Regions from separate parts of the Homo sapiens genome. Here regions 2, 3, 4, 5, 6 and 7 are each linked to region 1. A link is a loop called in an ENCODE intact Hi-C map of the cell type or tissue named here. Cell type or tissue: natural killer cell. All regions are shown on one strand.

The links. A loop is a pair of places that touch in the nucleus more often than their neighbours do. Peaks named below come from ENCODE experiments on the same cell type or tissue, not always from the same donor. Only the 100,000 strongest peaks of a DNase experiment are listed, where the experiment ranks them.
Region 2: a loop joins it to region 1, with 14 times the contacts of the local background. A loop is called at or near these places in 61 of 110 quality-filtered maps.
Region 3: it touches region 1 in a loop (10-fold over the local background); 82 of 110 quality-filtered maps call a loop at or near these places.
Region 4: it touches region 1 in a loop (6-fold over the local background); 82 of 110 quality-filtered maps call a loop at or near these places.
Region 5: a loop joins it to region 1, with 11 times the contacts of the local background. A loop is called at or near these places in 23 of 110 quality-filtered maps.
Region 6: a loop joins it to region 1, with 2.5 times the contacts of the local background. A loop is called at or near these places in 32 of 110 quality-filtered maps.
Region 7: it touches region 1 in a loop (11-fold over the local background); 52 of 110 quality-filtered maps call a loop at or near these places.

Annotation. Positions count from the first base shown.
Region 1 is chr16:53,052,983-53,056,982 of GRCh38, forward strand. It overlaps CHD9 (chromodomain helicase DNA binding protein 9), which reads left to right and starts at 2,009. Exons shown (of 39, transcript NM_001308319.2): 1 at 2,009-2,095. RefSeq lists enhancers at 2,303-2,834, 2,347-2,396. In natural killer cell, CTCF peaks have their summits at 1,981 (motif pointing right) and 2,199; DNase peaks (open chromatin) are centred at 1,569 and 1,989; H3K4me3 peaks cover 1,467 bases; H3K27ac peaks cover 991 bases.
Region 2 is chr16:53,158,382-53,162,381 of GRCh38, forward strand. The region is part of intron 2 of CHD9 (chromodomain helicase DNA binding protein 9); the gene reads left to right. Among named protein-coding and RNA genes, the nearest start is that of CHD9, 110 kb to the left of the region's middle. In natural killer cell, CTCF peaks have their summits at 1,661 (motif pointing left) and 1,867; a DNase peak (open chromatin) is centred at 1,680.
Region 3 is chr16:53,206,155-53,210,154 of GRCh38, forward strand. CHD9 (chromodomain helicase DNA binding protein 9) reads left to right here. Exons shown (of 39, transcript NM_001308319.2): 3 at 3,328-3,659. Among named protein-coding and RNA genes, the nearest start is that of CHD9, 150 kb to the left of the region's middle. RefSeq lists enhancers at 1,681-2,270, 2,271-2,858. In natural killer cell, a CTCF peak has its summit at 1,781 (motif pointing left); DNase peaks (open chromatin) are centred at 1,777 and 2,297; H3K4me3 peaks cover 1,475 bases; H3K27ac peaks cover 1,708 bases.
Region 4 is chr16:53,128,980-53,132,979 of GRCh38, forward strand. The region is part of intron 1 of CHD9 (chromodomain helicase DNA binding protein 9); the gene reads left to right. Among named protein-coding and RNA genes, the nearest start is that of CHD9, 76 kb to the left of the region's middle. RefSeq lists silencers at 1,405-2,134, 2,465-2,724. In natural killer cell, a CTCF peak has its summit at 1,618; DNase peaks (open chromatin) are centred at 1,682, 1,962 and 2,672; H3K4me3 peaks cover 2,221 bases; H3K27ac peaks cover 1,615 bases.
Region 5 is chr16:53,219,072-53,223,071 of GRCh38, forward strand. It overlaps CHD9 (chromodomain helicase DNA binding protein 9), which reads left to right. Exons shown (of 39, transcript NM_001308319.2): 4 at 3,573-3,684. Among named protein-coding and RNA genes, the nearest start is that of CHD9, 170 kb to the left of the region's middle. In natural killer cell, a CTCF peak has its summit at 1,680 (motif pointing left); a DNase peak (open chromatin) is centred at 1,720; H3K27ac peaks cover 254 bases.
Region 6 is chr16:53,508,392-53,512,391 of GRCh38, forward strand. It overlaps LOC105371268 (a long non-coding RNA gene), which reads right to left. Exons shown (of 2, transcript XR_001752188.2): 2 at 1,893-2,332. Among named protein-coding and RNA genes, the nearest start is that of AKTIP, 7.2 kb to the left of the region's middle. RefSeq lists an enhancer at 2,131-2,270. In natural killer cell, CTCF peaks have their summits at 2,227 (motif pointing left) and 2,429; DNase peaks (open chromatin) are centred at 1,750 and 2,230.
Region 7 is chr16:53,281,461-53,285,460 of GRCh38, forward strand. All of the region lies in intron 24 of CHD9 (chromodomain helicase DNA binding protein 9), which reads left to right. Among named protein-coding and RNA genes, the nearest start is that of RBL2, 150 kb to the right of the region's middle. In natural killer cell, a CTCF peak has its summit at 2,018; a DNase peak (open chromatin) is centred at 2,051.

The sequences.
Region 1 (4,000 bases):
CCTCCTCCTCCTGCTCCTCCTCCTGCTCTTCCTCCTCCTCCTGCTCTTCCTCCTCCTCCTCCTGCTTCTCCTCCTCTTCTTCCTCCTGCTCTTTCTCCTCCTCTTCCTGCTCCTCCTCTCCTTCTGCTCCTCCTGCTTCTCCTCCTCCTGCTCCTCCTCCTCCACCTGCTCCTCCTCCTTCTCCTCCTCCTGCTCCTCCTCCTTCTGCTCCTTCTTCTCCTGCTCCTCTTCCTCCTGCTCCTGCTTCTCCTCCTTTCTCCTGCTCCTCCTCCTCCTGCTCCTCCTCCTGCTCCTCATCCTCCTTCTCCTCCTGCTCCTCCTTGTCCTCCTCTGCCCTTGATATTCACTTTGACCAGATTACACCAGTACAGAGAGTCCAAAGGTTAAATAGGCACACACTCACACACAAACTCACACTGGGCTAGAACAATGACAGAGCGTCCTGGGGGAGCAGAGTGGGGGCCGGGGGGAGGGGGAAAGGAGGATTGCAGGCCTAACTTTCACAAATCACCTGAAATTTCCACTGAAGGCATTATCTCCAAATGTTGCCACAGAGATAAACTGCCAGGATTACAAGAAAACGTGAAGACGTTCCCATAGAACTCTGTAATGCTTATATCCATCACCAGGAATGTCTGCCCTTGGCGCCCTAAACATAGATTGATTGATTGATTGATTGATTGATTTTGAGGCAGAGTCTCACTCTGTCACCCAGGCTGGAGTGCAGTGGTGCGATCTCAGCTCACTGCAACCTCCTCCTTCCGGGTTCAAGGGATTCTCCCACCTCAGCCTTGGAGTAGTTGGGATTACAGGCTCCTGCCACCACGCCCGGCTAATTTTTGTATTTTTTGTAGAGACTGGGTTTTGCCATGTTGGCTAGGCTGGTCTCAAACTCCTGACCTCAAGCGATCCTCTTGCCTCAGCCTTCCAAAGTGCTGGGATTACAGGCGTGAGCTACGGTGCCTGGCCCTAAATATAGATATTTTTAATAAATCCTCTACTTATCTCACAACGAGCTCAATCGCTTTGCATTAGATCGTTGGGTGTGTTAAAAGTATTCATGTGTTACATTAAATGTGAATTCAACAAAAGCAGAGATTTTTGTGTTTTGTTCTTCATTGTATCCCTTGATTGTAGAAAAGTGGCACATAGTAGGTGCTCAGTTAATCGTTGTTAAATGAAGACATAAATGAAATATAAACCATTAAATGTCCACCATATTTGTAAGCGTTTTGGCATGTCTTCATTGAAAGAATACCAGGCAGCTGGGAGCCATAGTTTACTCCGGTAATCCCAGTGCTTTGGGAGGCTGCAGGTGAGAGGATCGCTTGAGACCAGGAGTTCAAGAGCCACCAGGGCAACATAGAGAGACCTTGTCTCTACAAAAACAAAACAAAACAAAACAAAAAACAAAAAACACAATTCCCTTAAGCCGCCCCTTCCCCTTCCACTGCTCAGAGAAGGCCTTCCAGCAGAGCAGAGCACGAGGTCGCTGGCACACACCCATCCTCCACCAGTCCTGGCCTCTGTAGAGCAAGCCAGCAGAGCAGGCTGTTTCTCTCATTCAGGGACGGTTTAGGGGGTGGCAGGAAAAAATGGTTGCTGATAGGCGAAGGGCCTCCCTGGGTTGGAGAGAACCCCAGCCTCGGATGGTCCCAGCACATTTAAAAGAGAAGCAGTGCCAAAGGTGGGGTGCACTGAAAGCTGCTGGATGAAGGGAAAGATCCTTGTGCTCAGCCCGGAAAACCGGAGGATGGATACCAGGCCGAGGGGTCCCTCCGTGCCCCAAGAGAAAGTTCACCAAGTTTAGATCCCAGTGCCCCGCAGCGGGTGAAGGTGGTCCCGCCCCAGGCCGGATCTGGCCACAGGGCTGGCGGCGCGCTGGAAAACCGCCCACGTGGGAAGAAGCCCTGGCTGCATTTCCGCCCTGGACTGCGCTCCCGCCTGCCAGCGCGGTCCCTGCGCAGCCGCCCCGCGCCCACTAGGTGGCGCCTGCGCTCTAGTGGGCGCTTCACAGGCGCAGCGACAGCGACAGCGACAGCTCGAACCTGAGTCCCAGGATTCCGGGGACTGGAGGGCAGCGCCGGCAGCCAAGGTAGGATTCCTGAGCCCCGGGCGTCTCCCTGGAGCCTCTGAGGTCGGGGTGGACAGCGGGGCGGCCGCTGGGCACCGCTTGCGGTCTGCAGAGATAACCGGAGGAGTCGGGGCGGCAGCACGTGTTGTAGCCGTGGGGGGGACCCAGAGACCCGCAGCCTCGGAGCTGGGCCTAGAGCAAGGCAGAGCACCAGGTCGCTGGCACGCTCGCATCCTCCCCAGCCCTCGCCTCCCAGAGCATGCCCGAATCCCCAAGCCGGGCGTCCTCGAAGCGGAAAGCAGCCACTGTCGCCCAGAGCCACTCCAGGGTGGCAGCCGAGTGCTGATAAGGTCCAGAGCACCACTTCTTAAACTTGTCTGCCCGTTGGCGTTGCTTGGGAAGCATTAAAAAAATACCGATGCCCTAGTTCCACCCCCGCCCCCCCCCAGAGACTCAGATGTGATTGGTCTGGGTGGGGGACTGGACATCTGGGTATTAAAATGTTTGCAAGAGATTCCAGCTGGCAGCCAAATTTGAGGACCCTTGATCTAAGGAGTTGGAGAAAAACGGAGGACATTTGTTTGTTCTAACCCAGAATGCTGATGATTCCCTCCTCCTCCTATTCCTCCAGTTCGCCCTCCTCCTCCTTTCTCATGTGCCTTTTAAGCAGGAAATGCCTCTGCCTTTGTACTGTCAAACCCAAGATAACAAACTAACCATCCCCCACCCCCCACAGTAGGGCTGGTTCTGAAAGGGTTGAACTCGAAAGTGGACAAGGAACAGAAAGACACCAGTGTGGAATGTGAGCGAAGACTCTTAGGGGTTTATGGGTAGGAAGGGGGTTCCTCCCCACCCTGATCCCAGAGAAGATCAGGAGACTGGCTGGAGCTGTCTTCCTCATTTTGGCAAACCTAGCTGATTAGGCAGTGAGAGGCCTTATAACGAGCCTTTTTTACAACTAGTAAAAGGGCCCTTTTACAACTAGTAAAAATGAGCCCTTATGTTTGTTTGTTTTATAGAGATAGGGCCTCACTATATTCCCCAGGATGGTCTCAAACTCCTAGGCTCAAGCCATTCTCCAGCCTCGGCCTCCCAAAGTGCTGGGATTATAGGCATGAGCCGCTGCGCCCCGCTGACCCCTTATGTTTATATAACAGCAGTGTTACTAACATGGGCATAGATTCCCCCCCATAGGCAGCCCTTCCTTTGTGACCTTGGAAACTCACTGAACCATCCTCAGCTTCAGTTTTTGTATCTGCAAAATGGGTGTGAAAATCGGGTTGCCTTGGGAATTATTCACAATAAAAGCTACTGTTTACTAAGGGTTCACCCTATGCTAGAGGCTTTCTGTGCAGGGCCAAGTTAGACTCCTGACCATAACTTCCACGGTAGAACTATGAATACTGCATTTGATAGCCAAGGAAACTGAGGCTCAGAGAGGCCAATGATCTTGCTCGAAGTTATATAATTAATTAATAAGAAGCATGTCCCATATTTGAACCCAGGCAGTCTGCTCTTGAGCTCAGGTGCAAAAGAACAATACTCTGCTGTTTCCCTTGTTGACCAGGACAGCGTGCACGGGGCAGGCGCGTGGTGTGTCTTCACAAACACTAGCTATCACTGCTGTGAGCTGAGCACTTCCACTGAATTGACTCATTCGCTCATTGGAAATACATTTATTATTGAGAGCCTACTGTGGGCCAGGCAGTTTTCCAGATGCTAGAGATAAAATATGAGTAAGACAGAATTCAGCCAGCCCCGAATGAGAGAAACAGGAAGAAAGTGCAGTAGATTCTCATTATTCACAAGTTCTAAATTTGCAAATTCTTCCCTGTAATCCCAGCACTTTGAGAGGCTGAGGCAGGAGGATCGCTTGAGGCTAGGAGTTTCAGATCAGCCTGTGCAACAGAGCAAGGCCCTGTTTGC
Region 2 (4,000 bases), 110 kb after region 1:
GAAAAGAGCGTAATTCAAAATTAAGATCACAGTGAAGTAAGGTTAAGAGTGTGGCCTTTGATACCAGACTACCTGGTTTAGAATTGTGGGTCCTGTTACTTAGTAGTTGGGTGACTTTGACTTAGATAATTTCCGTGCGTCTCTTTTTCCTCATCTTTAAAATGTGAAATAATAAAGGATTAATAGATTTATAACATGTAAACATGCTTAGACTATGCCTAGCATATAGTTAGAAATTAATACTTTTTTTTGTTTTTTTTTAATTTTTCTTTTGAGACAGGGTCTCACTCTGTCACCCAGTTTGAAGTGCAGTGGCACCATCAGGGCTCACTGCAGCCTCAACCTCCCTGGGCTCAGGTGATCCTCCTGCCTCAGCCTCCTGGGTAGCTGGGACTATAGGCATGTGCCACCATGCCTGGCTTTTTTTGTATTTTTTGTAAAGATGTGATCTTGCCATGTTGCCTGGGCTAATCTTGAGCTCCTGTACTCAACCAGTCCACTCTCCTCGGCCTCCCAAAGTGCTGGGATTATAGACGTGAGACACTCTGCCCAGTCTTAAGTGTTTTTATTAATTATACTTTTTTTCATAGTAGTATGAAAATATGTATATGGGCCAGTTATGTTAGCTTATGCCTGTAATCCCAGCACTTTGGGAGATTGAGGTGAGAGGATTGCTTGAGACCAGGAATTCCAGACCAGCCTGGACCATGTAACGATACTCTGTCTCTACAATAAATACATTTTTAAAAAATTAGCCAGGTATGATGGTGCACTCCTGTAGTCCCAGCTACTCAAGAGGCTGAGGTGAGCAGATAGCTCAAACCCAGGAGTTCCAGGCTGAGGTAAGCCATGATCACACCACTGCCAGTCTAGGCATTAGAATCAGACCCTCTGAGAAAAAAAGAAAATTTGTATATGAAAAAAATACCAGAAGAAAATAGGTTTAAGTAGTGCAGTTTTTCCCTTACTTTCTACAATTTTGTCGTGAACATATTACTTTTATAATAAAAAATTAATGTAATATTTTATGTTTTTAAAAATTCTCTTGTTAAATTAAGGATTCATAAAATGCTTCAATACCTTGGTTACCTGTGAGATTCTGTGGACAATGAAATATACCAAAGTTCTTGAAATTAAATATTTAGGGATCCATTTTTCATTTTAAAGCCTTGAAGTATTTGAAAAAGAAAAAATCTTTGTCTTTCCCATTGGATTGACTATAGTTCTATTTCTTTTTTCCTTTTTTGAGAAGGAGTCTCACTCTGTCTCCCAGGCTAGAGTGCACTGACACAATTTCCACTCACTGCAACCTCTGCCTCCCAGGTTCAAGTGATTCTCCTCCCTCAGCCTCCTGAGTAGCTGGGATTATAGGTGTGTGCCACTATGCCCAGCTAATTTTTGTATTTTCAGTAGAGACGGGGTTTCAGCATGTTGGCCAGGCTGATCTCTGGTCTTGAACTCCTGACCTCAGGTGATCCACCGGCCTTGACCTCCCAAAGTACTGGCATTACAGGCGTGAGCCACCATGCCCGGCCACTTTAGTTCTATTTCAGAACGATATTTCAGCATATTTTTTGAAATGTCTAGGGAGATGTAGAAACATTTAAAAGACACTTATAAACCCTCCATGTCCCCCTCTTTTTATGACATGAGTTGAGTATTGTGATTTTGCTCCCCCTACTGGAGGAAGATCAAGCATCTCAGAAGGACCCTGGGAAAACTCTCCACTGATTGAACTTAGGTGCATCTATCTACTTTGTATGTAGGTTTCTGACTAGTTTGACCAATCATTTTTGTCCAGTGTATACTTGAAATTATGAGAGCTTATTGATTTATTTTTAAACATTTTATTCTCCTAAGACTTTATCATTTTGATTCATGTCTTTTTGTTGCTTTTGTTTTGTTTTTTAATTAATGCATTTCTAAACATGTTTCCCGGGCTTTAAAAAGTAGTAAGGACTCCTTTTTATAGATTTGGAATGAATGGAGGATAATTATAAATAACTAAAGCAGTCTCTAATGCTAGCATGTAGATAGAGAGCACTCCATCTGAGAGAAGTTATTTTCAGACCTACCTTAAATCATCTTATTCTACACTGATAAATACGGTTTTAAGTCACTCACTTTTTTGTTTCAGTTTTTTTTTTCTTGTTTTGTTAACTTGTTCTTTTTTCACATGTCCAAAAACTGATAAAGGGCAGTTTGTTTGGAATTCTTTTTTGACTTACTGAAAGTCTATTCTCGGCCAGGCGCAGTGGCTCACGCCTGTAATCCCAGAACTTTGGGAGGCCGCGGTGGGTGGATCACCTGAGGTCAGGAGTTCAAGACCCGCCTGGCCAACATGGTGAAACCCCGTCTCTACTAAAAATACAAAAATTAGCTGGGCGTGGTGGCCCATGCCTGTAATCCCAGCTACTTGGGAAGCTGAGGCAGGAGAATCGCTTGAACCCGGGAGGCTGAGGTTGTGATGAGCCAAGATCACACCATTGCATTCCAGCCTGGGCAACAGAGCAAGACTCTGTCTCAAAACAAAAAAAGAAAAGAAAGTCTGTTCTCGACCAGGTGCCATGGTTTATGCCTGTAATCCCAACACTTTGAGAGGTTGAGACAAGAGGATGAGTTGAGCCTGAGAGTTTGAGGCTGCAGTGAGCTGTGATTGTGTTGCTCCACTTACCAGCCTGGGTAATAGTGAGACCCTGTCTCAAAAAAAGGAAAAGAAAAAAGAAAAAAACACTCTGTTCTCAAGTTTCCTATTACTTCTTAGTTTAAACAGTGATATTTGGGATTCGTTGATTGTGAGAGTGAAAAAGAGAGATGGATTGGTAGAGAGGATTATTATGATTATTGTATGTTGCATATCAGTTTTATATGTACTGAATTATAGGTCACACATCTTAAATATATGAAATGCAAATGATTTAATATGTGGAATTCATGACAAATTTTGACAGAGCATAGACTTTTTTACCTATATAATTTTTGCATGTTCTGTATAGTTATGGTACTACATAGCTGAAATGTTATATTAATAAGGAGTTCTTATATTATTATGATGCTTCCACAGGTTCTATGGAAAGAAATTTTTTTCTGGGTTCTTTGTTGGGCTTCTTTAACTCTCTTAATTGTAGTAATTTCATTTTAGACTAAATTAACATCACTACATGTGTATAAAAGTTAACAGATTTAAACATAATGAAGTGGCATAATTTTTTAGTTTATGAAAAATAATTTTGAGGTATGTTTTGTTAGAGCCAAAACAAGACATTCTTTAACCTACTGTTTAAAAAACCATGGATGACAATCTATTTAGAATTCTAGAACGCTTTAGTGAGAATGTTGAATATTTAAAGAATATTTCTAAGCCTTGCTTTTTTCTTTCTTTTTTGTTTTTGAGATGGTCTCACTCTGTCACCCTGGTTGGAGTGCAGTGGTAGATCTCAGCTTACTGCAACCTCTGCCTCCTGGGCTTAAGCGATCCTCCCGCCTCAGCTTCCCAAGCAGCTTGGCACCACAGGCATGCACCACCATGCCCCACTAATTTTTGTATTTTTTTGTAGAGATGGGGTTTTGCCATGTTGGCCAGCCTGGTCTCGAACTCCTGAGCTCAAGTGATCCACCTCAGCCTCCCAAAATGCTGGGATTACAGGTGTGAGCCACTGTGCCTGACCCAGCCTTGCTTTTTTAAATTTCCCAACTATAGTGGGGTGATTGTAGATATCACTTCAAATATCTCAGCGTACGCTAAACTATGTGTCAATTGTTAACAACAGTGAATATTGCTGATTTGACTCTAGAATTTTACTGCTTAGAAAAGAGAGAGGAGCCAGGACACAGTGGGAAGAGAGGCCAGAGGGAGATGAAGAATAGTAGGGTTGTTGGGAGGAGGAAGAAAAAAGAAAAAAAGTGAGAAGCTATAGCAAGTGTTTCCAAATGTAAGTATGTACAAGACTAACATAGGGAAAATACTAGCTTATTTATCATCTCTAATTTTTGGAGCAAA
Region 3 (4,000 bases), 150 kb after region 1:
GTTGGTCAGGCTGGTCTCGAACTCCCGACCTCAGGTGATCCGCCCACCTCGGCCTCCCAAAGTGCTGGGATTATAGGCATGAGCCACCACACCTGGCCTTCTTTTACCTTTTCTTGGTCGAGAAACCAAGTGCTGGCTCTTCCTGCTCCTCAGCCATGCCTCACCTCTGTCTAGTTGATTTCTACACTTTTGAAAGGGCACCGGGAAAAAAAAAAAAAAACCATCCTAGCCTTATTATTTGGTATCTCTGCAATTTTGAGAATGTTACTACTTTCCTTTGTCCTCAAATTAAACTCTGTAAATTATGATAGTTGAACCAAACATGATTAAAATATAATGGTTAAGAGTGTGGTCTCCCTAACAAGACCCCCTTGTCTTTTAATCCCTGCTCCACTATTCAGTAGCTGTGTGATCTTGGGCAAGTCATTTCTCTATCCCCCAGTATCCTCATATAAAATGGGAATAACAGTAGTACCTATCTTACAGGGTTGTTCTGAAGATTGAGTCAATATATAGGAAATATTAGGAATAGTGCCTGGTACATAGTAAGCACTACATTTTAGCTCTTATTGTCATAATGATTTTTGTAATTGTTTGCTCTCTCAGTTCCATTCTGTCTCTTTGTAATGCTACTATCAGAGTATTTCTCTCATTAGCCAGCCCCTTGTCTCCATTATCACTGTTATTACCCTATTATTAATCAGGATTACATTAGTTATTAAATGTAAAATAGAATAATCCCTGGCACTTAGTAAGTAGTCTGTAAGTGTTATCTCATTATTGTTATTATTTTCACATTGATGACATCTCAAGTCAGATCCTTTCCTCGTCCTTACTTGTCCTCTGCCTTTAATCTCTCATGCCATCCAGATGGGTCTTTCTAGAGCCCTGTTTAGATAGTGTTGTTTCTGTTTTGAGGCCTTTGGTACCTAAAAGGGGCAGAGGGGAGAACCCAATGTTGTTTTATAGTGATATCAGATGACTAACCAGGACCAACTGAAAAAATGGCATTGATGAAAGAGGTAAACTTGAATTTTAAAGCAGTGAAATTTTGTTTTAGTGATTTAAGGGCATTGCTTACTAAAATAGAATCAATTTTTATAGAAAGAAAAGTTGTACTGATGTTCAAATTCAAGTTGACTTGCTATGGAACTAAACCTACAGTTTTACCTGAAAAACTCATCAGTGCAGTTAAAATAGAAGGTTAGGAGGAAAGGTCAGAAAGGTTTTTTATGTTACGAAAAAAATGTATTCATCCATGTTAAGACGATGAAACAATTTTAACATTGTTAGTAATCTTTATAAACAGTTCTCATTTGTTCATTTCAAAATTTTAAGCTTCTTTTTATAATTCAAATGAAAATAGCTTCATTTCTGTATTTTCAAAATAACACTGTTAGCTTTTTGTTAGAAAAATTATAAGAAACCTTATCTAACTTCTTAAACTTATTTTGGGTTCATTTGCATGACCTCTTTAACCCTTTGCTAATCTTCAGCTATTTCATATTTTAAATATTTTAGAGTATCTTGGAGAAAAGTATTTTTTTCCAATAAAAATTGCTTTAGATTTTGTTTTTTTAAAATATTGATAGCCACATAATGCCATTTTACCACAGTTTAGTTCTCAGGTGATTTTTTTTTTTAATCAGATTTTTATGTATATTTTTTAAAACTTTACTGCAGGAAATGGCAGAGTGAGAGTTAATGTGTTACATGGAGGGAAGAACAGTCCATTGGGGGTTAAATTGCAGAGTCTAATGGAATAATAACTGGTAGCACCATCTGCTGGCCTACTTCCGCAGAAGGAGTCAGTATTTTTAACGACATCTCTAATATTCATGCTGATGCATTTTGATGCTTTGTGCATTCATTTCTTTCTGTGCTTTGTTGGAATCTGGCTATCTGCTTACAGCTATTGAGGAAACTCAGCTTTTTAGGAGTGTTTACAGCCTTTTTCATACCTAAATAGGATGAACAGTAGATATAAACTTGCCAAGGCAGAAATGTGTTGATAAATCAAAATGTGTATTTGTGGAGGGTTGTGCATCTCTTGGTTGCAGCTTGCTAAATAGGCCATTTAGGAATCTTCTTTCAATGCTTTTTTCTTGAGCACTGCCTGGGGTGGTGAAAAAGCAGAGGGCAAGCCTTTGTCTGACGCCAAAAATGTCTTCAGTGAAGAGGCCAAGAGGAAGGGTAAGTGAAAGCCTGAATGAGTGGGAGGAGGAGGGGTTCTTTGGGCTAAAAGGCTAATGGGATTGAATAACCTTCCTTATTACTGGCTGCTGCTACGGGAGTCGTACTGCATCGCCATCTTGAGCTTGTTGCTGTTTCCTCGAGTCTTGGTTATTTGTTATAGCCTGTAGGCCTTAAGGTGGCATTTTAGTGAGCAATTCTAAACCCTCCTTCCTTTCCCAGTGCTGCAGTGCTGCTATGAAACCTTTGATGAGGCAGGTATAGAAAAAATATCCAGTGAAGCACACTGGAATCAGCATGAAAATGTGTTTGGAAATTCCTGATGGTTTTTTCCTTTGGTATAGTCAGAGGCATGTTTACGGGTAAGAACATAACAAAACTGTGATCTAAGTATATGTGGATGAATGCGTGTTTGAAGAGGAAATTCTTTTTAAAATGCTCTTGATCTGCTTCCTGTGATATTGCTAAATATTAATAATTTTAATGTAAAACTGTAAAACTTGTTTATTTCCCAAATTGCTTGAGCAAAATAATTATGATATAGAAAAAGAAAAAAAATTTTCACATTTAACTCTTTCATGGGAAAACTAAAACTTTCTCTAATTTTAAGTATGAGAATGTCTGTTTACTAACTAGCTATGTTGCTGCACTTAAATATTAAATGATTTCAGGTTGTAGTCGTAAAGCAGAGGTTTTATTTTTCTAAAAGCCATAATAAACTGTATGGAGTAATTCTAAATTAAAATTATTTAAAAATTTATTAATGTTCAGAATTTTGGAGGGAAGAGGAAAGAAAAGACTTTTATTCCAAATGCACAGAATATTTATGGGATAAAATTTGAATCAACTATCTTTACAGGACAAAACTTGAATCAACTAACCAAGAATGCTATGAAAATATCAATGAATCTATATTATTCTTCTTTAACCTTCATTTTTAAAAGTAGCAATTGAGCTGTTTATATCTGTACTAATTTCTTGATAAGCAAAATGTTTTAAATTTGTTTGTAGCACTCACATATTTGCTAATGTAATTTTACCTCTCTAAACATAATTTAAGATTTTCAGATATTTGTGACAATTGTTTTAGATGTACTTTGGTATATTCTATAAAAAATATTTTTGTTTCTGTAGCCTCCATCTTCCAAGAAGAGCGATGGTTCTGGGACATATACTAAGTTGCAGAATACCCAGGTGAGGGTCATGTCTGAGAAGAAGCAGAGAAAAAAGGTGGAATCAGAAAGCAAGCAAGAAAAGGCTAATCGTATAATATCAGAGGCCATAGCAAAAGCAAAGGAGCGTGGGGAACGCAATATTCCACGAGTAATGAGCCCTGAAAACTTTCCTACTGCTTCAGTTGAAGGAAAAGAGGAAAAGAAAGGTAGAAGGATGAAATCCAAGCCAAAGGACAAAGACAGCAAAAAAACAAAAACATGTTCTAAGTTAAAAGAGAAGACAAAAATTGGGTAAGTTGGTTAAGAATTAAATTTAATTCCTTTCAATGTTCTGTTAAAGTTCAAACTGTCCAACCATCTACTTTTGATTTGAGTATATTTACTCCCATATTTGAGTTTTAAATTGTTGGCTACTATGTGTGCTTTATTTCATTGCCGAATGAATTAGATAATATTCCAGGATCTCCCAAATTTTATGGTTCTATGAATGTAGAATGTAGCTTTTTGTATGTTAATATTATTAAAAGGGATTTAAAGTAGTAAAATATTTCAGTATACGAATCAGGAAAAGGATAAAAACAAACAAAATGAAATCCATATTGCTGTGCCAGTTTCATATTCACTTTCTTTAC
Region 4 (4,000 bases), 76 kb after region 1:
AGGAAGGAGATAGCAAAAACAGAAGTTCAAAACAAAACAAAAACACAAAAACCAGCATCCTAGAGGCCATTTATTATAGGGACAAATTTTGCATATTTTAGAGAACATTCACTGATTAAAATGGCATACAATAATGTTGATAATTATAGCACTGCTCTTTAATGACCAAGCCTAAGTAATTTTCAGAGGGCTGCATTCAAGAAAACACGAACGTTCTCTATCAGATGATGGGGAGGCCGCTCAAGTTTTTCATTTAAGTGGGATGTCATTCTGCTGTGATGTCAGATAGATGAGATGTTACTGGCCTTAAATTTGACTCAACAAGTTGAATTTGCAAACTAAAGCACTATCCAAATAAGTGGTGTGGGGGGCCCCAGAGATAAACTCTTTCTGTGCATTCTTGGTCTAATATGTGGTTGTTATAAGTATCCTTCAGGGAATCAAAGTTGGAACTGTAACCGCCCTTTCAGCAGGGTTTCTTCCCAGCCCTGTCAGTATCTCAGCTAAATAGAGTTATGCTGATCCACTCTGGAGGGCCTTCATGGGGAATATAAAGAATGAAATTACTTGGCAAATACCACTGTGTATACCGCAGCCATTCCATTCTGGCTAGGCATAAACAAGCGCAGTGTCGCTCCTTAGCGGAGGCTGAAATTCAAGAGATTTCTGTCAACTGTGAACGTGAAATATCACCTGCACTGGATCGGAAATGGTCAACAGTTTTGAACAAACATAAAGTAGGCCGACCGAAGTTCAAACATTTAATTCTTTTGTCTAGCTCACGTTTTCATATGGGTTTTAAATTTTTAATTCGGTAGAAAGCCAGCTAAGGACCTGAAAGGAGGAGACCCTTAGAATTTTAGAGCTGGAGGACTTTTGGACAACTTGTGCAGCCTCTTCCTTTTACAGAAGGCAAAACCAAGGCCCTAGGACACGCTAGGATTTGATGTAGGTCACTCAGTTAATTCGTGAAGGATCGAGAGGGAACCCAGGTTTTCCAGTACGCCCCCTGCTCCTAAACCAGTATCACCCTCCCCCACGGCTGTCTCTCTCTCTTCTTAAATTCTTGCGTTTATTTTTCTCTCCCTTCGTAACTGTGCAATGGAGAACGGGAGCCTGAGCCTCGGGAAGACAGGGTTGCAACCGCAGGCTAGGTGCGCGCTCTCCCCTAGCTCGCGGCGTGGAGCTGGGTCTCCGCGGCGGGCGCCGGCTACTGCAGGTGCTGGCACCTGGGCTCAATCGCAGCATCATCGCGACACGCTCCGTGCTCCCGATTCTACAGCACGGGCGCGTGACACCCGGGTCTCCGCGCGAAAGGAGAACGTGGGACTAAATCCACGGCTCCTTAAGAAGGACGTCTTTGGAAACTCTCGCCCTTCCTCGGCGGACCCGAGCTGCCCGAGAGATGCCCTGCATGTGAGTGACCTCTGCGCCGACCCCGCCACTGGTCAGCTCGCGGCTGGGGCGTGCCCTGCCGGGGCCTGACGTGGCGGCGGGGCCGCGGGGCGGGCGGCGCGAGGGGAGAGGCCGCCGTGAGGGCGCGGCCTGACGTGGCGGCCGCGGCGGGGCTGCCGGGGGAGCCCGGACCACTGCACTGCCCCGCGCTCCGGCCAGAGGGCGCCCGGCCCCAAGCCTTCCCCGCCCCGAGGCCGCCCAGGGCTCCGGGAGTAACCGCGCCAGCGATTGGGTCGGCGGCGCGGCGGGGCCATGTTGGAGCGGAGCAACGACCCCGCCTCGCACCGCCCTCCGCCCTGGGTCGGGCCGCGCCAGGAGGGAAGGGGAGCGGCGAAGGGGACGCTCCCTCTTAGGCAGCCCGACGCGGCTGGAGCCGCGGCAGGAGCGGCGGCGGTCACGACCGCCCCTCCGCGCCCGGGCCAATCAGCGGCGCGGGCACAAATATGCAAATAGCGCGCCGGTGCTGCCGGAGTGCCGCTCGCAGGGGCTGGTGGGGTCGCGCTGGGGGAGTGAACTGGGCCAATCAGGCGGGTGCGTGGCGGCGCGGGGGAGGCGGTGCCCCTTCACTCCTCCCTCCACTCCCTCCCTGCCCCGCGCTGACAGGGGGGCCTGGCCGCGCAGCCGGTAAGTGCCGCCGCCGCCGCCGCTGCCACCCACCGCCTCGGGCGTGGGGAGGAAGCCCGGGGGCACCGCGGGGCAGCGGCCGCTGCTCAACTGGTGGGGAGATGCGGGGGCGGGTCGTGTCAGACGGGTGGTCGCCTGAGGCCGCCCCCGCCCGGCCAGCCGCGAGTGTCAGTCTCAGTCGAGGCGGGGGGCGGCGGGGGCGCCTCAGTCATGGCGAAGCGCGAGAGTCAGCGAGCGGCGGTGAGTACGTGCAGCCGCCGCCGCCGCCGCCGCCGCTGCTCGGCCGGTGGGGGGAGGGGGGAGGGGCAGGCGGGGCGGCGCCCCCGCCTGAGGTGAGGGATCCGGTCCCGGGGCCGGGGTCGGGCGGGCGGGCCCGCGGGGAGGCCGGGCAGGGGGCGCTGCCTGCACGTGCGGCCCAGCCCGCCCGCGGCCCGCCCCGCGCCTGTCATGGCTGCGGGCTGCTGCCCCCGCCCCCCGGCCCACAGCCCCCGGGGTCGGGACACGGCAGCCGCGCCTGTTGCGTCGTGTGGAGGTGAGGGCCGGGCGGCCAGGGCGTGGGAAGGCGGGCCCTCTTCCCCGTCCCGCGCGAGGTCGGGGCCTCCCCCGGGTTGGGTTCCCTCCCGACGGTCGGGCTTCCCTCCATCCTGCAGCCTCTTTCCCTGCCCGTGCTTTCTCGCCTCCGTGAGTCATGACAGGGCGTCCCGCGCGGGCACCCGACGTCCCGGAGCACGGGACGTCCCCGGCGCTTTCCCAGGCCTTGCCTCTCGGTTCCGACCGCAGTGCCTTCCCCGCGATCCTTCACCCCGAGTGCCTCTCCCCGTCTGCAGCGTGGCCCGGACCCCGCCAGCCCCCGTGTGTGCGGCCGCCGTCATTTTCTGGGTACCTGGGTGTGGGACCTGCGGGATGGCTCCAGGGCTCTCTGCGTGGACATCCAGCCCAAAGCCAAGCACTACCCGGAAAGCCCGGGTGTCTCACTGGCTGTCACAGCTGCCAGCTCAGACTGGTTTCTGTTTGTTCTTATTTTTATTTTTAAAAAAAATTTTTTTTGGGGGGGGTGGTTTGCTTTTTTTTCTTTTTTAAGAAAAATAAAACTTTTCAGAACAAAGTAGATGAGAATTTTGTTGTTGTTGTTGTGATATTAACAGTGCTACAGTTACTTTCCTGAAAGTCTGGGATTTGACGCTATTGTGACATTTATTTATGTGAAATATTCATACCTAAGAATTCCCCTGTATTAAATAAAGTTTATTTTCATTAATAAAATTACCGTCAGAATTTAGTTTCTCAATTTTGTATGCTACTTTTCACCTTTTCCTTTTTTCCAGTTCTTAAAATCTCCAGTTCTACTTAACCAGCTATGATCTTAAACGAAAAGAAGGCTTATCTTGTGTAATGTTACCCATTCCCTAGACTCTAGATAACTGTAGAAGTAGTTTTAAAAGAACCACTAGGTCTGCAAACACTTGAATATACAAAAGCTGAACTTAAAGGAGGATTCTGCATTGCAGAGGGAGGAGTTTGTTTTTGTTTTTTGCAATGCAAAAGGATGATCATAGTGTTTCTTTTCCCTTGGGTTTACAGAACGTGAATTTAGAGATGCTGTGTTGTAACAACAGGCCACATGGAGCCTTACGTTCGATATTTGATAAGTATTAAATAAAAGACTTCTATTGCTCGAAGCAAGTTCTGTCTGTATTATGTATCTTCGAAGACTTTCCATTTCTTCTAATTCTGCTTTTTTTTTTTTTTTTTTTTTTTTTTTGGTGTTGAGACGGAGTCTCGCTCTGTCACCCAGGCTGGAGCGCAGTGACGCCATCTCGGCTCACTGCAACCTCTTCCTCCCAGGTTCAAGCAGTTCTCCAACCTCAGCCTCCCCAGTAGCTGGGATTACAGGTGCGCGCCACCACGCCCGGCCGTTTCT
Region 5 (4,000 bases), 170 kb after region 1:
CTTGTTTCTTGATCTGGAAGCTGGCTACACAGATATTTTCTGTTTGAGAAAATTGAGCAGTACTCTTACGTTTGCACTTTTCTGACTTTGCATTACACTTTAATATTAGTAAACTTGCACTGATAGGGTTACGGAAAATGAGAGATTGGATTGGGTGCATATTGAGGTTGTGATACCTATGAGATACCCATATGTATATGTGTAATAAGCAATTAGTTATATGAACATGAAGCGTGGGGAAAAAATCTGAAATAGAGATAAGAGATTTGAGGATCTTTAACTTCTAGGTAGTAGTTAAGAAAAGATTAAATTAAATCTCTCAGGGAGAGACAGGAAGGCGGCTGAAGACAGAACTTTGAGAGAAACCAAAGTTTAACAGGCTAGCAGAGAAGAATTGTCAATGACTGAATCCTACGGAAAACTAACATTCAAGGCGTAGATGCAGGAAGAAGAGCCAAAATTTAGTAAAAGCAAGTTTAGTGAGAACCAGAAGACTCTTGTGTCAGGGAGCCAAGAAAGGGGCCAAAAGGAAACAGTTACACGTTAGGACTTAGTTACACATTATGATTTTTTAAAGCTCTGTTGGATTTGCCATTTTAAAAGTCTTTTGAGTCCTTAAGCATTAGAAGTTTAGGCTTTGGAGTGAGGCATACTTAGTTTCTGTCTCTGTTCTTACTATTTCTGTGACTTTGAGCAAGTTATTTAACTTCTCTAGGCCTCAATTTCTTCTTATAAAATAATAGTACTTCCCTTTTAAAATTGTATGAACATCAAGTGAGAGAATGCATGTAAAGTCAGCACAGAGGCTGACTCATAGTAAACATTGAATAAATGGAAGCTATGAATATTAAAAGTAGTTTTGAGAGTTGAGATTATAGTTGGTTGAGGAATGAAACGGAAATGACTCTTGAGAACTTTGGATACAAAGGAGGAAGAACAAGGTCATATGGGGTCTAACAGTAAATATAGCCTCAAGGGAGATTTTTATTTTAGGAAAGAAACTAGAGGAGGAAAAGGGACTAGAACAGAGAGGAAATAAGCAGTGAAAGTGGTGAGAGGGAATGAAGTGTAACTATGGTTGGTTCCTTAATGTTGCTTCAGAATATCTTTGTGTTTCTTCTGATTTCCTGCTTCCAACATAAGCTGTATTTCTTACTGTTATTTACTTTCTTCACATATTCAGAACAGTGGCGGGTGAGACACCAAGTAAGAATTACCATTATTCTGTTGAATGTGGTAATCATACCAATACAAGAATAATATAGGGAAAAAGCATTCTATAACTTTTTCTCACCTGAAGTCTAGTCATCCAGTCAATAACCAAGTCCTGTTGGTTCTACTTCCACAATAAAAAATTATATCTTTCTTTACCTCTTCATCCACATTCCCACAGCCCTAGATTACCATCTTTTTCTCTCCCCTGAATTGTCATTTGCCTTATCATCGGTTTCCCTTCCTTGCATTTCACTTCCTTGTCATCACATTGCCCCCTTGCTTACAATTCTTATATCTTCCAACTGCTTTATTTTTTTTATTTATTCAAAATAACTCACTGCCTATTCATTAAACATTTGCTGCCAGTGATGAACAAGACAGATTCCTTTTAAATTCTTGCTCTCAAGAGCTTAAAAGCTGCCCTTAAAATGTGAACTCTTTGTGTGTCATACAAGGCCTTCTGTGATCTTCACCCATTCTGGTTGTCCAGCTGTCTGCTGCCTCCTTCTGGGGTACTCTGTGTATTCCTGTCATGCTATTACCACTGCATGTTCTCCTCACTCTTCTGTGGTATCCCCCTACCTGGAATGTACTCTGCCGCTTCTTTCACTACCTGTTAAACTTCTTTTCATCATATCAAATGTTGTCTTTTCTGTAAAGCCCCCTTTACTCTTCAGTAAGCGTGAGCACTTCTTCCTTTGTGTTCACATTGCATCCTGTGCTAACCCCCACTTTGGCATTTTAGCTGTGATCATAGTCTAACTATGATACTTTAAGGTTAGGAACTGTGTCACTATATTTTCAAATCCTAGAGCCTAGGAAAGTGCTTGGCATAGAATAATTAGAAGTTGTTAGCATTAGTTGAGAAATCACTATGCATCAAGACTGTGCTAAGAGCCAATATACATTATCCCACTTAATTCTCAGCAACAGCAGATGTAGTTATTATGATATCCCTATTTTCCAGGCAAGGAAACTAAGGCCAAAAGAGATCAAGTAATTTGCCCAATGTCTCACAGATAGGTACATGGTGGAGTCAGGGTTTAAATCTTTGACCCTGTGTTTTCAAAGTGCATGCTCTTAACCTCCAAATTCTCCTACATTAATAAATAGTTGTTGAAAGAATTCTGATATCTTTCTGATAAATCATACCTGAAAGTATTGGGGAGATTTTCCATTTTTATAATACAGATATTTAAAATAGTACGTTGCTGATTAATAATTACCGTGGTTTAAAATCATGCCCCTGCATCTGTTGAAGCAGATAAGGAAATGTGAGAGTTATGTTTTTATACCTCTCATCAAGACAAAAAAACCCACTTTCATTTTAGATAGCTCCATCTGGTGTGTATATATGTAAATATCAATATATATATAAACATACATATATGACGATATACTGACACATACATGCTTTAGGAATATAAAAAATAATAGTTCTTATGCTTAGGAACATACAGTACAGATAAGATAAGCCTTAACATAAGTGAAAGAATTAAAGAACAACAAATTGTTAAAGTGCCTTAAGTAATTGTCTTTCTACTGTAGAGCAGAAGGAAGTAGAGGCTTTTAACGAATAGGGGGATTCAAGGAATCAAGTGGAATATGAATTTAATAAGAGAAAAAAATCTGTCATTGGAAATCTGCAAGATAATAAAGTAAACACAGTTGTATCACCTCACATTTTTCCTATGAAAAGTAATCTTAAGCCTAAAAAACAAATAAGACTTGATTGCCTTTTTTTTTTTACCTGCTAAATTTATTTATTTATTTGTTTGTTTGCTTGCTTGTTTGCTTATTTATTCATTGAGATGGAGTTTCGCTCTTGTTGCCAGGCTGGAGTGCAATGGTGCGGTCTTGGCTCACTGCAACCTCCGCCTCCCGGGCTCAAGCGATTCTCCTGCCTCAGCCTCCCAAGTAGCTGGGATTACAGATGCCTGCCACCACGCCTGACTAATTTTTGTATTTTTAGTAGAGATGGGTTTCACCATGTTAGCCAGGCTGGTCTCGAACTCCTAACCTTTTTCCACCTGCCTCAGCCTCCCAAAGCACTGGGATTACAGGCATGAGCCACTGCGCCTGGCCTACTTGACTGCCTTTCTGTGTTTAGAAGTACATTAATTGTACTTCTGAGTACATTAATTATACTTCCAAACATAGAATTGGATGGTGTTTGTTCCATTAGAATAGAGTTTATGTTTTGAAAATGTCAACGTGGATTTCAGGATGATTATCATCCTTGGTTGGACATGCAAGTGATATAAAGTGGAAGAAAGTTTATCATGACAATCTTAATTTAATCAAATTTAGGAAAATTCAAAGAATTCATACTTTTTATTCTTTTCCTCTTGAAACAGCAAACTCATTATTACATTGGGTAAGAAACAAAAAAGAAAGAATGAGTCTTCAGATGAAATATCTGATGCAGAACAGATGCCACAGCATACATTAAAAGATCAAGACTCTCAAGTGAGTATTACAATTTTTTCTAGAAATGAAACACTGTTAGAATGATTTAGTTAGCATAATATTGCCTTATAGATATTTACACTTTAGTTAGAAGTAAAAATACATTTTGTAGTATGGTAGAAGTTGAAGGTAGCATTATTACAATATGTCCTGGTAATATTACCATAGAATATTAGATGTGGGAGGAAACTAACATATCCTCTCCAGACCCCTCATTTTTCAGATAATGAAACTGAAGCCCAGAGAGGTTAACAATACAAAGTCCTTGATGGCTTTTAGCATGGAGGAGTATTTAGTGATACTATCCTGTGCTTAT
Region 6 (4,000 bases), 460 kb after region 1:
CCCTCCTTAGTGCTTCCCAGGGTGTTTCTCTTCAGAGCAAGGACATTCCCTTACAGAACTACACTGCCACAGCCACCCCTAAGAAAATTAACTCCACATTCCTAGACTTTGTATGCTTTTTTTTTGTTTTTTGAGACACAATCTTGCTCTGTTGCCCTTGCTGGAGTGCAGTGTCTCACTGCAACCTCAGCATACTGGGCTCAAGCAATCCTCCCACCTTAGCCTCCCGAGTAACTGGGACTACAGGTGCATACCACCACACCGAGCTGACTTTTGTATTTTTTTGTAGACACAGGGATGCGCCCTGTTGGCCAGGCTGGTCTCAAAATATGCCGACTTCGGCCTCCCAAAGTGCTGGGATTACAGGCCTGAGCCACCGCACCTAGCCTTCAGACCTATTAAAATTGCCCTAATTGTCACACACCAAGAAAACACTTTTATGGTTAAGGACGGAATGTTTATCTCTTCAAAATTTATATGTTGAAAACGTAATAACTAATGTAATGGTATTTGGAGGTGAAGCCTTTTGGAGATGACTGGGTTATGAGTTAGTCATACATGGGATTTGTGCCCTTATAAAAGGGACCCCAGAGAGCGATCTTCCTTCTTCCACCACATGAGGACGCAGTGAGAAGATGCTATCCCTGAAGAAGCAAGAACTCACCAGACTCCTAAACTGCCAGCACCTTGCTCTCAGACTTCCCAGCCCCCAGGACTATGAGAAATAAATTTCTGCTGTTTATAAGCTGCCCAGTTTATGGTATTTTGTTATAGCAGTCCAAACAGACTAAGACAGTTATTTTTCTAAACCAGGATTCAATCAAGATTCAGTCATTGCATTTGGTTATATCCCTTTAATCTCTATTCTAGAACAGCCCTCCCACTTTTTCCTCCCAATAATATTGACAATTTGAACCGGTCAACAGATCAGAGTATTCCGCATTTTGGATTTGGCTGTTTTCTTGTGATGTTTAACTTGATCCTCTATCCTTGTATTTCCTATAAACTGTCAGGTGTGAAGGCTTGATTGGATTCGTCATTTTTGGCAGGAGTGCTTCATGGGTGAGAAGCTTATTGTGGCTCCTCGAGCTGTCTACAGGGTCTCCCTTTGTCCTCCAGGATAGAGTGCAGTGTTGCGGTCATAGCTCACTGCAATGTCAAACTCCTGGGCTCAAGCAATCCTCCTGCCACAGCCTTCTGAGTAGCTGGGACCACAGGTGTGTACCACTACCTCACCCAGCTAATTTTTTTCTTTTTTTTTTTTTTTTTGTAGAGATGGGGGCTTTACCATGTTGCCCAGGTTGGTTTCAAACTCCAGGCCTCAAGCCATCTTCCTGTATTGGCCTCCCAAAGTGCTGGGGTTACAGATGTGAGCCATCGCGCCTGGCTGGAGCCACTGATTTAGTAAGAATTGCATCCTAATGGTTTTGCATGAACCAACGATTAAAAACAGAAATGTAGTCTGCTAAGAAAAGTTATCTGAATATCTGGAACTGTACAATAATGAGCAAATAATGAGGCTTCCAGGAGAGTATTAGGGTCATTCCTACTTCCCACTTATAAGACTGACTTCCTGTCAATAACTTTGTTATTATGAATGTCGAGTCCATAACAGACTTATTCTCGTGGCCCTTGCTGCCTACTTCATGCTAGCCAAGTCGAATCCAGTTTTAAAATACGCCGGATGCAGTGCAGGAGACACTAAGTGGCGAACTGCGGTTGCCGTGCTGCTGAAATTTAGTGAGGGAAGCCCCGGCCCGGGTGGGTGGTTACGCATTCCGCACCCGGTATTGCCGCATCCGACCTCTGGCCAAGTCAGGCCTCAGGTCCCTGATAACTGGTGTGCCCTAAACTCGCTCTGCAGAACGTCCTTTTTTTTTTTTTTCCTCTAATGTGACAAGGTACAAAACATTCCCTAATGTGCCCGAGAAGAGGAAATAAAGACTGCTGGAAAGAATGCTAAAGCCAGGCACACAGCTTTTTCCTCTGGGAATGTGAATAACACAGCAAACGTGACCGCAGAGAGGCAGTGGCTGTACATCCTACTGGGCTCGCATGAGTGTCATTTGTATTTTTCTCAGTCACAGGCGGCGGCTTCTCTTGACACCATTTAGATGGCCCTTTCAGAAGACACTTAGCGGGTCAACTTTCCCTTGTTCTAACTCAGCTCCAGCCTGGGAAGATGCTGGGTGCGGTTGAGGAATCCACGGGTTAGGGAACTCCGCCTGGCGGGTGCTTGAGTGCCCTCTGGTGGGCAATAGGAAGAATGCAAGTAGCAAAGCCGAAATTATCTTCTCAAGTTGCTCATACAGATTTTAAACAAACTCCTTCCCTTAAAAGAAAAAGAAATCCTAAGTCTACATTGGCATTCCTAAAAATCATTCCTAAAAGTTTTATATTTTCCTTAACCAAAGGGTTGAATAGTCTCAAGCAGGGTAGCATCTCCACCAAAGGTTTGAGTACATGGAGATGAGGGGTGGATTCAAGGAAAACATTTTTACTGAGCCTTCCACCTAAGACGCCTTAAAGATCCTGTAAGAAGCCATTCCGCAGGGTTGCCACACCTGAGGAAATTCAGACCTTTAGCCCCCAGAATCTCCCCATCTACAACTACATCTCTCCCTCCACATCAAAAGCAAACCTTGGAATCTTCATTCCCTAAATATAAATGACTGAGTTTAATCCTTCCGCATACGTTAGGACTTAAAGCCCTGCATTAAAGAGATCAATCAATAATGGTGGAGTTTCCAGTACTGGCCCAGGGCATAATGACAAATTCTCTCCTCCATCACAGATGGTCCGAGGAAATGAGGGGATGGTGAAGGGACTGGGGAGAGGCTAGGGGCTGTGAGAAGCGGGGATCACTACACCCCTCCCCGAGGCTCCACGCTTACACTATGTAGGAGCATGGTAACATGGCCTAGGTTGAAGGCCAGCCCCAAATTTGCCCACGCAATTAAGGATGAGGTATGTAAATGGGGACACAGCATCTCTGAGCAAGGTGTGTTTAGGTGGAAATCAGGGGTGGAGGTGTCACTGGGGAGGTGCAACATTCCTAGTGACACAAGTCACTGAGGAACCAGGCCATCACCCAAGGGTCATGTGACCCAGCTTCTCAGGACAAATATTTATTTAGTCACTGACCAAATAGAGCCACTGGGCTGTCAGTATTAGTGGAGTCAGGCAGGAAAACAGATGAAGCCAGGTGGTGAGCCCTCTGGGGCCAAAGAGAGTGTGGGAGAGCTCCCTCAGCCCCCAACCACCACCTGTCCATATCCTCATGATGGGCCCCGGTGCTTCCTGGGGTGCCTCTACCTTAAGTCACATGGCATGGGGCATGGTAGGTGACCCCGTTTAGCCTCTGCTTATCTTCCCTTCTGTAACAGCCACAGCCACCCGTGTCGGAGGCAGCCCTTCTAGAAATGTGAGCTGATTAGAGAGTGTGCCGCTATTGCTTCCTGACCAGAAATATCGCTCTCCAGCAAAGGGCAAGGTCACACATGGACAGAGGGCAGCAGGGGGAGCAAAGGTTACACCACAAAACAGGCAACCCCCAAATCGTTCCCACACCTCCACTGCTACTACCCTGGTTTGAGCAACCGTGCCCTATGCCCCTTGGCCTGGGTGAGGGTGCCAGACTCCTTGCTGGGCTCTGCCTCCCCTCCATCCTTCTCATCTGCCCTCAGCGTGGCCAGCAGTGTGACCACGCTGAACCTGGGTCAGGTCAGGTCACTTTCTGCTTAGACCCCTCTGGAGGTTCCCCATCTCACATGGACAAAAAGCCTATGGGGGGCCAGGCACAGTGGCTCACGCCTGTAATCTCAGCACTTTGGGAGGCCAAGATGGGAGGATCACTTGAGGCCAGGAGTTCGAGACCAGCCTGGGCAACATAGTGATACTCTACAAAAGAATAAAAAATTAGCCAGGACTGGTGGCACATGCCTGTAGTCCCAGTTGAGGTGGGAGGATCACCTGAGCCCACGGAGGTTGAGGCTGCAGT
Region 7 (4,000 bases), 230 kb after region 1:
TTTTGCAATGGCCTCGTAACTGATTCTGTTTTCCTCCACTTTTGCCTCTCTAGGCCTGTCCTTCACACAGCAGCCAGAGTGGTATTTCTAAAGCAAAAATCAGGTCTTGGCACTCCTTAACACCCTCCAGATGTTTCTAATTTCTCTTAGAATAAAATTCAAATTCCATATGACCTACAAGGGCCTCCATAACTCTGTACGTACTTTCTTTACTGTGTCCCTCACCCACCATGCTCCAGCCACAGTGGTGGTTGTGTTTTGCCAACCTGTCAAGCTCATTCTATGCTGTTCTTCCTGGTCCAAATATTCTTTCCCCAGGACTTCCACAGAACCGCCCCTTCAGATTACTCGGATCTCAACTCAAGTATTTCCTTCTCAGATAGACCTTCCCTGCCAACCTCAGCTTAAGTAGCCCACCAGTCATTCACTACTACTTAACCTTCTTTTATTTCATTTATAATGCCTACCACTACTTAAAAATTACGTTAATTTGTATATCTTCTTTCTTTCATTACAATTTAAGCTGCTTGAAGGTAAGTATGGAATCTGGGACATCTTAAACACTCAGTAAATATTTGTCAACTAATTGGCTCCTTTCCCCTAGCCTGACTGGATCTGATCCACTTGTAATTTTCCCAGGGACTGCTCTCTGTGGATTGTACCTTCTTTTTCCTCTTTCAGTAATTTTCCCCCTTTTCCTTCTCATTTGGATTTTAACATGTTTACATCTCTGTCACCTTAACTTACACATACACACATGCGTGCACACAACAACACTTAATGCTTTTGGACCCAAAATATCTTCAAACTACCATATTATTACTCTCCTTGATTTCACTGCCAAATTTATGTTAGGAAGCATCTGTAAGGGGTTCACAGTGACCAGTCCTGTAATCCCAGCACTTAAGGCCGTGGCAAGTGGATCAGTTGAGCCCGGGAGTTTGAGATGAGCCTTGGCAACATGGCGAAACCCTGTCTCTACAAAAAGTAGAAAAATTGGCTAGGTGCGGTAGTGCATGCCTGTAGTCCCAGCTACTCTGGAGGCAGAGGTGGGAGGATCACATAAGCCCAGAGAGGTCAAGGCTGCAGTGAGCTGTGATTGCACCACTGCACACCAGCCTGGGTGACAGAATGAGACACTGTCTCAAAAAAACAGAAAAGAAAGAAGCATCTATGTTTGTTGTCTTCTTTTTCTTCCCTTCCATTCACTATGCAATCTACCACAATGCAGCTTCTACCTCCTCACCCCAGATGTTCGCTGATATTCTTGCTGCCAAATTTGATGGATATACCATAGTGCTTACCTTACTTTACCTTTGTTGACCACTTCCTTCTTTTTAAAATGCTTCTGTGATACCATTCTCCTGTGGTTTTTCTTTTTACCTTTCTGCTTGCTGCTTTTCAGGCATGTTTTCTGTCTCTTAGAGGTCAAAGAATCTTCACATAGGCCTTCTCGTCACTTACTCTTCTTGGGTGTTCTCATCTTTGTGGCTTCAATTTTTGTCTCTATGCTTATGTCTTCCAAATCCCTATCTGTAGCCCATGTCTCTCTTCTGAACTTTAGATCCACATTTCTCCAATGGGCCATGATTAGTTACTCTTCTCTCCAGGCCTTTGCATTATTGTTGGAACATTCTTTCCTCCTTTTTTCCATTCTCTTCCTCTTCCTGCTCAGCCAACATTGACTCAGCCTTTCATAACCTCTCAGATCTGGGTTAGGCACATAACCAGAGTACCCTGCCACAGCACTCATCACACAGTATTGCATGTCCATCTTTACAAGGGCATGTGCATGACTATCTTAATTTATTATTGCCATTATTGGCATGTAGTGAATTCTGTTTAAATATATTTTGAATGAATGATCTACCCTGGGGAAGTTAAAGGAGGCTTTATGCAAGAGATGACACAAGTTAGTCTTTAAAAACAGAAATCAGCAACACCTAATGTGCTTATGGCACTTACATTTGAAACATGAGTTTTGTATGCTGATTGCCTTTTCCTCTTTACAAGCAGGAAAACCTTCCACCTCAGATGGTAATCACAATGTTTTGAGCTTAGAGTGCCATCTTATGGTTGGCAAAGGGAGCTATCTGACCCACTTTTTTTCTCCTCTGGGATTCTGTTTCCAGTGTTCTTTCCTGTTTCCTTTATATTTCAGGGCTAATGCTTTGTTTAATCCTACTTAATAACTCGTTCAAAAATAAATATCTCTTTTTACTGTATTTCTCATTTCTTTTTTAACTTTTTCCATATTACAAGAAAATTATTCCTCCTTTTTCTCTATTTTTCTAAACTGAGCTAAAAAATGTCAATTGTGACCCTTTTGTTTTAAAGCAAAATTAGATATAATAAGGTGTTCATTTCGAGTGCTGACAAATTCGTTCAAGAATCTACAGAAAGATCTCTTCATCCACTTCCTTATGCTTCTTGAGTTAAAAATTTGTGACAAATAAATTTGTTTCCATTTTTTTAATTATAAAAGGTATAAGTATTTCCTTTTCACTGCCATTGTCTTCTATCTCACCTATATTTTGATTACATACTGGGTTCTTGTCCTAGGAACATGTCGATCACTTGTTTGTTTATTTTTATATAAAAATTTGAGTTTCCAAAGACAGCCAACTTAGAATCTAACTTTTCCCACAGAACTTGTCAATAGGAAATCCCCCATTTCTTATAGGTCTTTGTTAACTAATTTGTGAAATAATGATGCCAAGACAGATGAAATTCTACTTTGTATAATTTATATTGTTTTATATCTCTGGTTATTTGAAAGTTGATAATTTATGAATACCAAATAGAGAAATTCTCAGCTATTCAACTTTTTGTAGTAATTTATCCTGTTCAATCTCTATCCATTGTCAAATATAAGAAAATGTGTGTGTGTGTATATATATATATAATATACATATTTGTGTATGTATATATAAATATATAGTTGTGTGTATATAAATTGATACTTAATCATTGTCAGATATTAACTGTATTCTGTGCTAAAGAAAATGACTTGAATCACTGTGGTAAAGAAGTGAACATTTCAGTCCTTCTATACATGACATGTTTTTAGACATGTTATATATGTAACTTGCCAAAGCTTTCTGGGAAAATAATAATTTCAAGTGACGAGCAAAGAATAAGAAAATTATAGTTGCAAAATTGCCCATTCTAGTAGTTATTTGTTACTTATAAAATCAGTCAATCTACAAAATCAAATCATTATGGGTTTATTATTTTACTTTTTAGTAATCTATTGTGATTTTATGGCATTCTATTATTTATTTACAACATCAAAACAGCATTTGAGTGTTTTTTGTTTTTCGAGACAGGGTCTCATTCCCGCGGCCTGGGTTGGAGTGCAGCAACACGATCTTGGTTTGCTGTCACCCCAACTTCCCAGGCTCAGGAGATTTTCCCACCTCAGCCTCCCAAGTAGCTGAGACTACAGGTGTGCACCACCACGCCCAGCTAATTTTTTGTATTTTTAGTGGAGATGGGGTTTTGCCACGTTGCCCAGGCTGGTCTTGTACTCCTGGGTTCAAGTGATCTACCCGCCTCTGCCCCCTAAAGTGTTGGGATTACATACATGAGCCACTGTGTTTGGCCTACACTTGAGTGTTTCAATCAAATTATGAATCAAAAATTTGCTATTACAGGGCATTTTCAGTGTGGTTTTCTTAGCAATAGTGGTCTAGAGGAGCTATTACTTGTTCTGCAGCCTAAAACAATTCATTTACCCTTTTAGGGCCTCAGTTTTCTCATGTGCGAAATGAAATAATTGAACCAGATGATTATTGCCAAGTTGTTGGCTGACATAGTCTCTACTTCCAATAGAACCCTTTGTCTCTAAATAAAGAAAATCAGTGAAAGAATATGATTCTTTAAGAAAATTGTTTAGTAACATTGTTGAAACTTATTTCTTCTCTTGAGCTTAACAATGTTCGTTTATTTTATGGTATCTTTGTTATTGCACAATTTCGTAATTTTAATTGGTGGCAAT